Regions from separate parts of the Mus musculus genome. Here all the other regions are linked to region 1. The links are chromatin loops, found by intact Hi-C in ENCODE. Cell type or tissue: gastrocnemius. All regions are shown on one strand.

The links. Peaks named below come from ENCODE experiments on the same cell type or tissue, not always from the same donor. Only the 100,000 strongest peaks of a DNase experiment are listed, where the experiment ranks them.
Region 2: a loop joins it to region 1, with 8 times the contacts of the local background. A loop is called at or near these places in 7 of 42 quality-filtered maps.
Region 3: it touches region 1 in a loop (2.2-fold over the local background); 5 of 42 quality-filtered maps call a loop at or near these places.

The regions. Positions count from the first base shown.
Region 1 is chr10:39,730,391-39,735,390 of GRCm38, reverse strand. It overlaps Rev3l (REV3 like, DNA directed polymerase zeta catalytic subunit), which reads right to left and starts at 3,231. Exons shown (of 32, transcript NM_011264.3): 1 at 2,778-3,231. The coding sequence starts at 2,916. It overlaps E130307A14Rik (RIKEN cDNA E130307A14 gene), which reads left to right and starts at 3,384. Exons shown (of 3, transcript NR_038037.1): 1 at 3,384-3,653. In gastrocnemius, CTCF peaks have their summits at 2,297 and 4,001; DNase peaks (open chromatin) are centred at 2,329, 2,847, 3,419 and 3,861; H3K4me3 peaks cover 4,074 bases; H3K27ac peaks cover 3,887 bases.
Region 2 is chr10:39,610,564-39,615,563 of GRCm38, reverse strand. Traf3ip2 (TRAF3 interacting protein 2) reads right to left here and starts at 2,630. Exons shown (of 9, transcript NM_134000.3): 1 at 2,218-2,630. It overlaps Gm16364 (predicted gene 16364), which reads left to right and starts at 1,882. Exons shown (of 6, transcript NR_152259.1): 1 at 1,882-2,080. In gastrocnemius, no CTCF peak of the experiment used is centred here; DNase peaks (open chromatin) are centred at 755 and 2,103; H3K4me3 peaks cover 4,832 bases; H3K27ac peaks cover 4,921 bases.
Region 3 is chr10:39,682,690-39,687,689 of GRCm38, reverse strand. All of the region lies in intron 1 of E130307A14Rik (RIKEN cDNA E130307A14 gene), which reads left to right. Among named protein-coding and RNA genes, the nearest start is that of E130307A14Rik, 47 kb to the left of the region's middle. In gastrocnemius, no CTCF peak of the experiment used is centred here; DNase peaks (open chromatin) are centred at 744 and 2,967; H3K27ac peaks cover 990 bases.

The DNA of each region.
Region 1 (5,000 bases):
ACTTTCTTCTGCTGATATTGGATCTACTTTGAATAGCAAATTCTGTTTAAGAAAAAAAAATCTTTTCTCCAAATCAAAGAATTACGGACTTCCAAAGTTAACACCTACAAGGTGAGGACTTACAGGTGTTACAAATGTCCATTAACATAGTTTACACATTAGTAATATGTCTGAATTTTGTAATAGTAAATTTGTTTTCATTAAAAAATTCTAGCATTCAAATTGTGTTTGGTTAGTTGGTTTGGTTTTTCAAGACAGGGTTTCTCTGTGTAGTCCTGGGTCTCCAGAACTAGCTAAGTAGGCCGGACTAGCCTTGAACTCAGAGATCCACCTGCCTTGGCCACCAGGGACAGATGATAGGCATTCAGCGCCACACCCACCAAACACTGATTTTTAATAAAATATTCTGGCCGCTCTATTACATTATTTCCAAGTTTTAAATCTACATGGCCTGGACTAGTTTTCTTTGGGAAGAGAATTTAAAGCAGAAAATTCTGCAGGGTAGTTTTCATTGAGTCTGGATTAATATTAACTCTACTGGGGGGCGGTCTATGACATTAAAAATGCTTGATTTATAAAAACTGGAGACTTTAAGTGTGTGCCAAGGACTTCAATTTTTTTTTCTCACATTGAGGAAACAAGATTTGTTTTATACTATGTAAGGAATTATTTTATTGTTTTCCTCTGACCTCAGCACCAAGGTATCTCACAAGCACTATTACCATATATTAATGAACCAATTACTGAGGTCTAAACTGACATTTACATCCATCTATGTGTCATGCTTGAAACAGAAACTTTTGCTTTAACCTGTGAATTATACCTTCAACCTTATACTCCTTAGCAACCTGATACTCCTTAGCAACATGATACTCCTTAGCAACGTGATGATTGCTTTTGCCTGTATCACAAGTACTTATTTTTTCTTCATTTATAGTATACATTTCCAAGTACACCACAAAAAACACAGAGGGTTTCTCTTTTTAATTGGAGGCTGGCGACCTATTGTAAGATATTCAAGAAGAAGAGATAAATATTTCTTATGAAATAGTTCACATTCCAACATTCAGAAACACAAGTGTCTACACCAGTCTATTTGTAAAAGATACTCTTTCACAGAATCGGCTAATAGCAAGTGAAATTCATGCAATCGCACAAACAAAAGCTTTCCTACATAATAGTTTTAAAATCACTCACGTATACCTATTGAGTGAGTGTAGCAGGAAAACCTATAACTCGACCACCATACAAACTGGACCACCACAACAATATCCTATTAGCATGTTGCTCTACAACTTGAAAATCAACTTCACTATCATCCTCTGCAGCTGAAAGGAGAACAGGCAGTGTATTACCCTGAGATTCCAAATCAAAACAAAGACAGCAGCACAGCATTTAAAAAGGTAGAAAACCTATCCTCCAGAACATTATAATGCCTCTGATTTTCCAGTCTTCCACGTCTCAAATGCTATACTTTCTACCAACTGTTACCAGCATTCCGGTTCTCGATCTTCCAAGGTTCACAGCATCAAACTCTACTTGAAAAAGGAGTCTTTTACCCAGCCTTATTTATGTCATTGGCATTGTTAACAAAGAGAATTCACATTAAAAGGTAGTAGCTTAGAACGAGTGTCTGTATTTTGGGAAATGGTATTGTCTTGGTAGTCCACAGAAGCTGACTGTAGTAATAAAGATGAATGGCGACGAAGGCAAAGAGCATCAAGTGGGAAATGCCGTCTGAAACCCCATAGGGCTATACCTTGGTAAGAATCGTCTTCCAGAATACGGCTTTACCATTTCATCTTAACAGTTTAAAGCATGTAAAAAGACGCAAAACTGAAAGATAAAAACGCAAAACCTTGTATATCTGGCCCCTAACCTATTTATATTATAAACCCAAAGAGTGTTCCAGAACATAGCTTGTCATTTCCCCCCCCCACCATTTCTTCAAAATGGCTTTTTTTTTTTTAATCTATTTTTAAAATGCAACCCTGCAACCCAGCCTAGAGGAATTTTAAAATGCCTATGCTGCTGAGCTTGGCTGTGTTTCCTAACGAATCCACCCCCATTAGGTGTAGTATTTTATGTTGGGCGACACAAACACGTAGTTCCTATTTCCATGGATGCACATTTCCTGAAAGCATTGCACCTGAGGATGCCGCTCTGTCCCTGTCGAGGCATTAAACTCTAAGCAGTCACGACCTGCACTCACAGAAGAGCCACATGGTCACTTCAATGAGAAAAATTATCTGGCCCCGGGCGCCACTTTCTACAGCCACAGCATCTCCGGCAGGGGCAGAGGAGAGCGAGGGTGAACAGAGGCAACCGGGAGCGACGGACAACACGCCTGACACTTCGCCTCTGCCCTCAAAGCCTTTTCTCGAACGGGGCACTAGGGACACGTAGCGAGTGGCCGGGGTCTCCGCCGGGGACCGACCTCTAAGGACCCGCGAACTCGTCCTTGGGGACGAGGCGCAGCCACCCGACCCACCGAGGCAGGGGCTCCAGCCTGCTCGCCGCTCGCAAAGGAGAGACCGGGCGCCCGCCGCCTCTCTGCCGCGGAGGGGGGCGCAGCGCTCACGCGAGCCCACATTTTTTTTTCTTTTGCGCCTCCTGTCACGCGCGCGAGAGAGAAGGCGAGCAAAGCCGAGAACAGGGCAGACTCCGCAGCGACCCTGTAGAGGGCCGCCGGCGGCGGCGTGCGCGCGAGTGCGCGGAGGGAGGGCAGCCCCGACGACCCGGCGCCCGCGCTCCCGCTCCCGCCCGCTCCCGCTTACCTGCCGGGGTCGCCCCGAAGACTCGTACCACCGGCACCTTCTTGACAGGGAGCTGGGTGAGCGGGGATTGGCAGGTATCCAGCCCCGGCAGCGGGCTGGCCATGTAGTAGTCGGCAGTCACTATCCGCACAGAAAACATGTTCGCCGCCGCCGCCACCGCCACCGCCTCCCCTCCACTCAGCGACCTGGCAGCAGCGGCGGCGGCGGGCTCCGCAGAGGCGCCTCCTCCCCTTCCTCCTCGGTTCGGCTTTTCCCCCCCGCCCCTCGCACGGACGCCGGGACGAGCGGCAGCGGCGGCGGCGCGCGGAGGCTGCGGAGGCTGTGTGCTGCCGCCGCCTCCTCAGACGCTCCGGGCGAGAGGCAGCGGGAGAGAAGCCCTCGCGCGTTCGTCGGGTCGGGTGGTACCGCTGCTGCTGCCGCCACGGCCGCCGCCGCCGGGAATCACACGGGCTCCTCGGTCCCAGGCTGCAGCTCTTGTTGCCATGATGATGATGTCACGGACGCAACCACTGGGGGAGGGGAGGAGGGGTGTGTGTGTGCGCGCGCGCGAGCGGCGACGGGGGGGGGGGAGGAGGCGGGCGGGCGCGCGCCCGGGGTGGGAGGGGACGAGGAGGGGGTTCTCCCCCGCTCGGAGCGCGCGGCTGGGGAAGAAGCTGGCGGGAAGCCGGGCCGCGCGCCGAGGAATCGATGATTCGGCCTGTGGGCCGGGTCACTGCGGCGGGGCCCGGGGAGCGCCGATAGCATGGATAGGCTCAGAGGGGCGCAGGGTTTTGGCGGCTTCCCGAGTTCCCCTCGCCGACCGCCATGTCACATCTTACGGAAGAGGCGGGGGCTGCCGCGGAGAGGATATTTTTTGTTTTGTTTTGTTTTCACAAGGTAAGGGAAGCCGCCAGCGGGAGAAGGGAGGCGCGGCACAGACCTCGGGCGGCCCTGGCCGAGCGGGAGGGTGGGAAGGAGGGAGGGCGGGCCGGGCGGGCGAGCGAGCGGGCGGGCGGAGCGTTGGACGTGCCGGCCCTTCTCAGGTAACGCGGCGGCGGAGCTGGAGCCCGGGCCAGCTCGAGGGGCGGGGGCGCGCGGGCCTCGGCCTATAAAAGGGCCGCCCTGGCGCTCGCTCCCTCCTCCGCCCTCCCCTCCCCCCAGCTCCGGGCGAGCCTCGCGCCCCGCCTCGCCCGCCTCCTCTTCTGCGGTGCTGCAGTGACTGCGCCCGGCCACTTAAGGAGATTTATTCACGCGCGGCCCTGCCCAGCTTTGCCCAAGCTGGGCAGATACACCGACAGCACAGGGATTTCCCACCGTCGTGGTTTTCTCCACCCCCCCACTCCCCCACCGCCTGCCCCTCTCGCACTAGGACAACCACTGTGGGTTCCCCCGCGCAGGCTACACACACACACCCCACACACACACGCGGCACGAGCGAGAACACGGAAAGACTTGTTTGCTCCACTCACCTCCCTCCCTCCACTCCTCTCGCGGCTGCTCGGAGAGCCCCGAGAGCCTTTCAGAGAAAATGTTGGCAAAAGGGAAAGGCTCCTAAAAGTCGGCGTGTTTTCATTCACTCTTAGTGCAAGATTTTACTACGGGTTGACACAGAAGAAAAAGGGGGTGGGGTAAGACATAAAATAAAAACCAACTTTATTTGGAGCTAGAAAGGAGATGAAGTGGCACAGTTAGGGATTGGGGGGTGCGGGGGCAACAGATGCTGCTGGTGAGGATGTTAAATTAGAACCTATGGATTTTGTCTGGCTTGGTCACTAATACTGGGCGTGACCTCGGACAAATAATTTGATTTTTTTAGGCCTCGTTTTTCACAGGTGAGTCGTCGCCGCCGCCCCCCCCCCCAATTCCGCCCCAACAAAAAGATTAAAGTAATAGGAAGCAGAAACTACAGTTTTCAGCTTTGAAATTTGCCACTGAAATTAGGACACTTGACAGTCATTATCCATCCAAAGTAGAGTTCATTCTGTCCCACTTAAAAAATTATACAGGTGCATTTTACTGCTTGTTATATTGCCTTGTATCTGGAGTGGGGTGAGAGCTCCTTGTTCACAGTCAATTGTGGATTTTCACATAAAATCAAAAGGCTTAAAGGGACACATTGCAGAACGCAGCGTTCCATACTAACAAATGTTAATATGAATTTATGCTTAGGGTGATTTGAGACTAATCAATACAGTAAATTTGCCTCAAGAGCATCATAAGAAGTGGCAAGACTAGGATGTAACC
Region 2 (5,000 bases), 120 kb after region 1:
GATTTAATTTAGACAAACTACGCCACCGTAATCTATCTTGCTGATGCCTGAAAATAGGGCTTTCTCCTCTTAATTTTCAGTGTATTTGAAAGTCACTAATCCCTTCATTCAGGGACGTGCAGGCTCGAACACTGTGTGTCTTCGGGCCCTCTGAGAATCACTAAGCTAAGAAACTCTCTTGTCCCACAGTATCCTGCAACGTTGTCTGACCCTCCCTCCTGCTTAAGGCGGCCCCACAAAGTGAACCTGTCAGAATGGCTGCATCATTTGCCCCCTAACGCTTGTCCTGTGTGGAATGACTGGGGAGAGCAGCACCACATTAAGAGTGGCTGTGGTGGCACTTCTACCATCAAAGTGCTGCTACCCCACTTTCAGATGATAACACTTCAGGATTTGAAATAAGAATCAGGAACTCACCACAAGCAAACGTGCCCTTATTCCAGAATACAGAGAAATGAGGCTATAGACCAGAGCCTGGATTCCCTACAGAGAATTTAGCAATACCCAAAGCTCCTGGAACTGTATTGACAGTAAGTAGTTGCTCAAAAGAAACAATAATAACGTTTCTTAAAGCAGTGGTTTGGAAAAGGTTAAGAACCCAGCGTATCTGCCAGCTGGTGATGACTCTAATCATAGTCACCAGCCTTACATGGTGCTGGGTGGTTGCTCTGTTCCCTTTCCCCTCCTCCCATTAAAGGCCCACACACGGACTGCTGGGGCCTGGAGTGCCTTCCGATCCAGCTCCTGGCCTCTGCAGCAGGATCGTCTGCCAGCTCTGGAGCCTGCCTTGACTCTCAGTAAACACATGGGACATGAGCTAAATTCAAGAAATCCCATTTCCCCCTGCGTGGTTAAAGCCAGAAATGATGGCTGGATTCTAGGCTGCTCTCCTGCAGAGCTGCAGCTGCTACCCCACCCCCACCTCACCACCACCCCACCACCCCAACACCCCAACACCCCACCACCCCACCACCCCACCACAGGCTGCCTGCCCTGACAGCTGCTTGACCTTCACCCTGGAAAGCAGATGAGGGAAACTGAGAAAAAAAAAAAAAAAACTTTTTTTCAAAGTTTACGTGCAAGATTGAGTGCCTCTACAGCATCTGATGACATGCCAGGTTCTGGGGGCTGGAAAAATAGAAGCAAAGGCCTTCCTAATGCACTAGTAGCAGGGGTAAAATATATATGTGTAGTAATCAGTAAACAAAACAAGTTTTAGAGACCACCCATTATGGTAGTACCCTTCTGGGACTACCCTGGCCTTGGTTTCTTAGAAAAGAATTTAGACATAATCATGTTAGTGTGTGAGTGCACACATATGTATACACACACACACACACACACACACACACACACACACTTTGTGGATGAAGAAATCCAGGCATCTGGGAGCCAAAGAGAATTGCCTAAGAGATGCACCCACACCAAAGTGGAGGGAGAACTTGGAAGCACGTTTTCTGCTTTTTTCAATTACTAATTTGGTTTCTTTCCACGACACCCTTAGAAAAAGTCTCTAGTCTAAGAGGCCACTGTGAACTAGGAAGTCACAGAGAAGGCAGCTTCCAAGATCCAGTGTTTCTTCTCTGGCCTCCCCAGCACCATCCAGACCCAGCAAACCACTGGCTAAAGGAAATGGAGGCCTGGGGGGGGGGGGAATGTGGGGGGGGGGCGGCGAGCACTTTCTGACCCAAGAATGTGAGGCTGGTATTTTCCCCCAGCATAAAATAGAGAAAAACTGGGAGTTGGCCTTCCCGCAGTCCCTGACGTGTCTTGGGCTGAAAGCCAAGTACTTAATCCTTTCTACCATGGCTCCCTCCTTGGAGAAACAGTTTTGATTCGTTTTTAAAGACAGGTTCTTGCTACGTCACCCAGGCTGGCCCTGAACTCACTGCGTACTTTGATTTCTTGATGGCTGACTATGAGTACTGAAAACTCCAACCCGGCAGCGTGTAGTGCTGTGTGCCTCTCCTTATAGAGTTAAACTCAGCCAGGCCTGCCCGAGAGAAACCCTAAACTGGCGCCACATTCCTGCTGGAACTCTGTCACAGTCTCAGCTCAAACTGGCCTCCAGATGGACAAGGTAAAGGTGGGGGCATGAGGGCGGAGGGCGGAGGGAAGTGAGATCAGGACCTTGTGGCAACAGAGAAGCCAGTGGACTGGAAAGCCGGCCAGTGGTTAAAGAGGTCAGAGCAGCCAGGCACCAGTGAGTTCACTTACCTAAGATCGCCACCGACAGACGGCCCAGGGGGTGGTCGCTGGCTCTGCTCACGGGGATCCACCTTGGGCCGCTCAGACCTCCCTCGCCCTCTCCAGTCCCAGGTAAGTGGTGGAGCAGGCTCTCGAGCAGGAAGTGGATGCTGTATGCAAATCTCTACGGAGAGGAAGCCTCTGCTCAGCCTCTCCCCGTGGGGCAGTGAATCAACCGCCAAGAAGTCACTTTATTTCTTAAAACAGAAACCTCTTGCGTTCACCAGAGAGAACCAGCAACCAATTAGGCTGCATCCTGCTTTTACCACCCAGATAAGAAACTGTGAGGAATGCCCCGGGCTTCTGGGTTACTGCAGCGCCTGAGAAGGTGTCTCCCGGAGACAGAACTTGCGGTCTTCACACTGCTTATTCTTGAGCAGCTTCAAACGAGCCTGGGCCTGATAATGGGAGGGAATATGAAGCAAGAACTTTTAACTGTGTTTTTTAACTCACCAAAACAGATTTGCTGCCTGTAACTATGGGGCAAAGGATTCACTGCCTACAGCCCTGTGCAGGACTGTATCACACACACACACACACACACACACACACACACACACACACACACACCTCTGACTTCTCATTTCACAATCTTTTGATTTGGGTTTTTGTTTGTTTTGCTTTTTTGTTTGTTTTTGTTTTCGAGACAGGGTTTCTCTGTGTAGCCCTGGCTGTCCTGGAACTCACTCTCTAGATCAGGCTGGCCTCGAACTCAGAAATCCCCCTGCCTCTGCCTCCTAACGCTGGGATTAAAGGCATGTGCCACCACTGCCTGGCTCTCATTTCACAATCTTAAGTTTATTTCTTTCTTTTCCCTTTGTTTATTCAGTACACTACAGAATTTATTGCACAGACAGGGATCCTGGAGGCAGAACAATGGCACCATGCTATGTGTGGGTAATATAAATCCAGGTTATTTCTAAAGCACTGGAGGGTGATGGGAGCCAGTCCGGGTGTGAACTCTCAGGCCACCAGCCAGCACTGATCGCAGCCACTGAACTTCCCCCCTCTACCATAGAAAGTGTCTCAGACTGAGCCAGTCCAGTCTCTCCACTCTTGCATAGGGAACATTGCCCAAAATGTCCTCAATCAGATTGCCCCAGGTCTGCCTAAGTATTACACTTAAAGTTGTACCACACATTATAAACAAAGGGAATGTGGCTTGTTTTTAAAACTTTATAATAAAGTGGTACACATTGTGGTGTGTTCTTACAATGAAGTACTACTTAGCTGTTAAAACAATGAAAATTTGTATTCATTTGTATTATTTGTACAAACATGGGAAGGTGGCTTTGAGAAATTATTTAATAAAACATTATTCTTGACAATATATATATATATATGTAGTGACAGAGAGAGAGAGGTGTCCCCAGCATGTAGGACACTGCTTATGACATTGTAGGCAGTCACTGTATACCTGTTGGATCATCACGTCAGAAATGGCTGTAGCTGAGCCTGGTAACACAGGCCTGATAGTCCCATATTTATTAGCTCAGCCTTGAACTTTCTGCCTCGAACATTATTATTAGATCTTAGGGGTTGGGGGAAAACAACACTCCTTGTGGAGTGGCTGAAACGAGGGTAATTGGGGAGGGGCAGCTGTCAGCATTGAAAGGAGAACAGGAAAGGAAGGCATGGAAGGGGTGGTAGAGGAGAGAAGATGAACTCATTTCTCATAGCTGTCCTTAAATGGGCTGAGATGAGCCTCAGAGTAGTTTCTGGAAACCTCTGCCTTTGGAACCCTTTCCATGAGGAGTCAGGACAGCCAGTCTCCACCCAATGAGAGCTGTGGCCTGGGGGAAAGGCAGCAAGCCTAAGGCTTGTCTGAGGTTGCTGGGCACCCCTCCTCTCTGAATCCATCCTGAGTTTGGGGAATGGGATAACAGCTCCTTGCTGAGAGCATCTGCTGGGCCCCTCCTGGAAAGCAGCCCAAGGATGTAAACTGTTTATAGAGAGTCTCCTGCGCCGAGAAACTTCTGTCTGCGCATGCCTGGCAAGCTTAGACTGAAAGGAATGACAGAGGCCATGCCTGAGGACTGGGACATCAACATCTCAGGTTCCCAGATGCTATCCACTGCTGTCTGGATGCTCGTGTGTAACCTCCAGGGAGCAGCTCTTTCCTGAGGACCTTTGCACACCTTTAACAACCTTTAACCTTTAACCTTTAACTTTCAAGCAGACCCGAGAGGTGCAGAAGCTGCCATTTGCGCTGTGCCTTCGAAGAACACAACACTCAAGAGACACCTGGTAGCTTCTAGAAGGGCACATAGCTAATTTGTGGAGCAGCCAGAGCTGTCTCGCTTGTAGTGTCTTTCCTCCCTCGGCTGCTTGGCTCTGGACTGTTTCCTACAAGTTTGAGTGCAGCTGAGGTACTTCCCTTTCTTTATACAATTCTTGACAACACTCAAGAGGGGAAGGAAGGAAGCAGTAAACAGGCATGGCCATGGCTGCCAGTCACTTGGGTCTGTGTTTACTGTGTTTACACATGGATCGCTGCTGTCAAAGTCAAAAGGAGCAGGTCGTGGTGTCAAGACATGGGCTAACCATCTCACGCTGAGTTAAAAAGTCCAGAAGTCATTCTGTAGACCAGGCTGGCCTTGAACTCAGAGATCCGCCTGCCTCTGCCTCTTAAGTGCTGGGAGTTCCAGGACAGCCAGGGCTACAGAGAAACCCTGTCTTGGAAAAAAAAAAAAAAACCAAAACCAAAACAAACAAACAAACAAAAAAATCCAGATGTAAAGGATTTATGTTTG
Region 3 (5,000 bases), 48 kb after region 1:
CAGTAAATCTCCCATTTTCTTATGGTAAGTGATAGTAGCAGGAAAAAGTTTTGAATTGTCACACACCCTTACTGAATTCTGTCTCTCTTATTTGATTTTAGGAAAATTTCGAAATCTTTATGAGCCTGCTTTTAACCTGTTAAGCAAGTCAGTAACCATCACTGTCTTCCTCCACTCCCCACCCCCGATATTTTAGAAGAGCTTTTTTTTTTTCTTTTCTGGTCATAAATGCTCTCTGCCCTCAAGTAGCTGAAGACTTCATTTTGGTGTATCATGTATCCTGAAGAAAACACAGCTGGGCAGTGGTGGCGCACGCCTTTAATCCCAGCACTTGGGAGGCAGAGGCAGGCAGATTTCTGAGTTCAAGGCCAGCCTGGTCTGCAAAGTGAGTTCCAGGACAGCCAGGGCTACACAGAGAAACCCTGTCTCAAAACAAACAAACAAATAAATTAAATACAAAGGAGTGGAGTTGGCTTGTTCCTGCACCCTCCTCTGGTTAGCATTTTGCATCCTAAAACTAACCATCTTATGAGAACAAAATGAGCTGTGTGAAGATCATGTTTCATTTTGCTAGAAAAGGAAGGTCTATGTCCCCCTCATTTCTCAGCACCTGTGCCCTGTCTGAGGCAGATATATTTGAGCAGCTGTAGCAGCCTATGTCATCTGCTCCCCATGAATACACCAGTCCGCCCCGCCCACACTCTCCTCCAGCTTGTTCAGTTCTCTTTTCTGGATGGCTCACTGCCCTCTTCTGCCCAGTCCTCCTCATGGGTGCCCGCTCCTCCTCATGGGTGCCTGATTCTCCTCATGGGTGGCTGCTCCTTCTCATGGGTGCCTGCTCCGCCTTGTGGGTGCCTGCTGCAGTCTCAGGTTAGCCCAATAACGTCTTCCTTCCTTTTACCATTCTTTGTTTTAAATTTAAAAAGTGCTAGTGAAACATTTGATTTTAAGGTGGAGGGGGACAGAAAAAAAGAACCTATCTTAGATTATCAGGTGCTTTCCACGGCTTGCTCAGGTTCTGCTTGTGTTTGGTGGCATTCTCTATCTTGTGAATCTAATCTAAAGCTTTAATTTTACATTTGCATAGAGAGGCTACATGATTGCAGCCACGAGGGAAGGCCTCCATAGAGTTACCTTGAAAGAGGTGATGGAGTCTTCCTATGCAGAACACCATCCCAGAGGCTTCCTATAGCTCCCCATAGTGTCAGGGGACTTGCCACTCCCAACTCAGTGTGCAAACCAGTAGTTACGGACTTATTAAAAACAAACTAACTAACAAAAAACATGGTGGAGCAGAAACTTCTAGCTAAGGTCGGTTATAGAAGACACTGAAGGATAAAGTACCTTTTCACAGTATGTTAATGGAATTTATGTCCCACAGTTTTTAAGGAAGAACCTGTTCACATGGACTATTTCCTATAGTGTTGCTTGATTTTTGTTCATTTTGAAAATGAGGTTGCGCCGGGCAGTGGTGGTGCACACCTTTAATCCCAGCACTTGGGAGGCAGAGGCAGGCGGATTTCTGAGTTCCGGGCCAGCCTGGTCTTCAGAGTGAGTTCTAGGACAGCCAGGGCTACACAGAGAAACCCTGTCTCAAAAAAAAAAGAAAGAAAGAAAGAAAAGGAAAAGAAAAGAAAAGAAAAGAAAAGAAAAGAAAAGAAAAGAAAGAAAATGAGGTTGCTGCATAAGCCTGGTGACCAGAGTTCTAGAGGCCCATGTAAAAGATGAAAGGAGAGAGTTGCTCCATAAAGCTGTCCTATGAGCTACACACACACACACACACACACACACACACACACACAAATACTAGTAGTAAAGCTTTTAAAAATAGGAGACTATTCTATTGTTTTAAAGCAGACATGTTTTTAGACTTTAGGTAATATATAAACACTAATTTTTTTTTCTTTTCTTTTTTTTTTTTTTTTTTTTTGGTTTTTGAGACAGGGTTTCTCTGTGTAGCCCTGGCTGTCCTGGAACTCACTCTGTAGACCAGGCTGGCCTCGAACTCAGAAATCTGCCTGCCTCTGCCTCCCAAGTGCTGGGATTAAAGGCATGCACCACCATGCCCGGCTCTAAACACTAATTTTAAACCAAGTACTACTTAATATATTTGATTTAAAACATACTATAGGCACCAAGCATATAAAGTAAGTATAAAAAACTGTAAATTTAAAAAATATTTAAAAAAAACAAAAAAAAACCCTGTAAATTTTATTTTATTCTGTTGGCAACAGAATAATCTGCCTTACAAAACCAAGTAAATCGTCTCTTATCATTGTTCTTCAAAAACATTTTGTTATTTGCAAGTCTAAATTACACCTGCCAAAACTGCAAATAATATTTTTCATTTTCATTGGCTGCATTCTCCCTTCACTTCCTCTGTGTCTTTAGACAAATGGAACTAGTATTTCTGCAACAGTTTCACAAGAAATAAAAGAAAGGAAAAGAAAGACTCTCCATGCCTTGAGGGTGTGAAAGGATAGATGTTAGCATCCACTGTCTCTCAGACCAAGTGTCTCTAGTAAGACATTTGGTGTATTTCTGTGCCTAACTGCCCATTTTCTCTCAAACTAAGTTTCACTGCCTAGCAGAAAACATATTAATATATCATGTGGGAATTCATTAAATGGCTTTCTTAAATATCACAGTATATAATAAATGTATCTTTGCATAGAATGTAGAAGTAACTTGCTTGGAATGCTAATTAAGTTGAACTGAAAGCACAAGCTTAATGAGGACTAAATAAGAAAACAGAGCAGTTGTGCCTCGGCTGGCCCCGGCCGGCCGACTGTGAAGCTTGGTGAATGAGGTGGGGTCTCCAGGAGGAATGGAACTTGTAAGATAAACATATGGAAAGGCTGCTGGGTCTTAGCAGCTGCATAACTCCAAGGCAGGACTTTTCCACAGCAGATTTCACCCCTCAGAGGCTGGCACCCTGGGGAGGGGCAGGCTCAACAGTCCCAGCCTAGGAACTGGCTCTGATACCAGTGAAGGAGTTAGCAACCATAGGGTAAATGGGCTTGCAGCCAGAGAGGGAAGGTCAAGGGAGCAAAAATGGAGGATAATCTTCCTTCTGCCACGCCCTTTAATCTTTGCTGCTACCGGAAGGTGCTATTCACACATCAATTAGGGCAGCCGGGACAGATCTTAGTTAGGATAAGGTTCCTACTCAGATGATTCTAACTTGTGGCAAGATGTCATAGAAGGAACAGTGCCCTATGGAGAATCCCAAGGGAACTAACTGCCACTGTCTCTGTTTTATCACTACACTCATTTATCAACACAGCTCAAGGTTTTCTTCTGTAGAAAAATAAACTGTGTATCTTTTGATTCTTACGTTCCCTCTCCAACTTCCACAGAATAACCCCTCCAACAATCTTGCACGTATCTGAAGACCATCACCTTATCTTAGAACTGCCCTGCCAGTGAAGCTTCACTAACAAAGATGCTTTCAGAATCAGGATCTTTGTCCATGCGAGGCGTTCAGCACTGGGATGTTCTCATCCCTAGAGTACACAGGATGGAGTCCTTCTCAATGCCTTTTTCAATGGGTCACTACAGCAGAAAGGAGGGAGTCTTAGGCTTGGGACGCAGGGAAGAGTCTTAAGACTTAATTTAAGAGCCAGGCGGTGGTGTTGCACACCTTTAATCCCAGCACTTGGAGGCCAGCCTGGTCTACAAAGTGAGTTCCAGGACAGCCAGGACTATATGGAGAAACTCTGTCTCAAAAAAAGAAAACAAACAAACAAACAAACCAAACAAACAAACAAACAAACAAGACTTAATTTAAACTTGGTTGCAGCAAATGCCAGAGCTATTAACATTTCATCTGCTCCAATACATTTCATCTGCTCCAATAAACCAAGACAAAAGTTTTGATTCCTGTCCTTAACATTTAGGTGAGCCTATGATTTTAAGTGTGAGCTTTGAGTTCATTCTCCTGCCAATTTTGCCACTGGCCAGTTCTGTGTCCTTGGGCAATCCTCCCACTGACTCAGAGCTTCCTATACAAAGACACATGTGATGTTCATACCAGTGAAGATACATGCCTCTTCTCTGGGCTCCCTTCTCAACTCCCAGCACGCTCATCCAGATTAGCCTCTGACTGCCATTGCACCTTATGTGCCATTGAAACACTGGGTGTGGTTTTGATCACCTGAGGCTTTTGTTAGTCTGCCTGTGAAATACTAGGTTTTGAAGGCTCGACTCAGTCTTAGTCTATACTTGGTATGGATACTTCCTGGAAACATTATTTTTAAAGGCGCAAAAAGAAGAGGTAAGAAATTAGAATGATCAAGTAAGACTAAATTGTCTAAATAGCCCCACAGCTAAACCTCTATAGTCCTCTAGTCTTAAGTGCTTAGATTCCTAAGCAATTTCAGAGTTTCAGAAATTCTGTATGAAGAGGCTGAGTTTTTAAGTGGTTATATCAGAACAAGGAAAATGTAAATATATATTCATATATGTTATAATTTTAGGACTGGAATTTAGAATTCACTTAACGAGCTAAGCTTTATTTTACAAACGAGGAAACTGAGGCAAAATTAAATTATCTGCCCAAACTCCTTCACTTGGATCATCTTACAAGCTTTGAACTCTCTGGACCCTCAACCTGAATCTTGTCTTTTGAAAGAGTAGCTACAGATGTGGCTATAGATAAGAGTGTCAAGCACTGCCTCTGCTGGGCAAGTTGTATCTACTTACACATTTCTGGCTATCCATCAAACTTCAGGAAACAAACATCTCCGAGAAAATTAATACAAACCTGCCTCATCTTCTTCCAGAATGTCAGAGCGTGCTACAGTTCTACATTAAATTACTCCTTTAGGGAGTTGGCTATATAGATTGTAGTCATATAAATGTCTAGTCCCAGACTGGGACTTCAGACTCAGTGTTAGGGTGTTAAGCCATGAGTAGTGCTACCCTAAGACCAACTTCTTGGCAAGTAGCCTTGAGGTACAGCTGTAAGGTGACCCAGTACAAGGCCAAGGGCCAGAGCT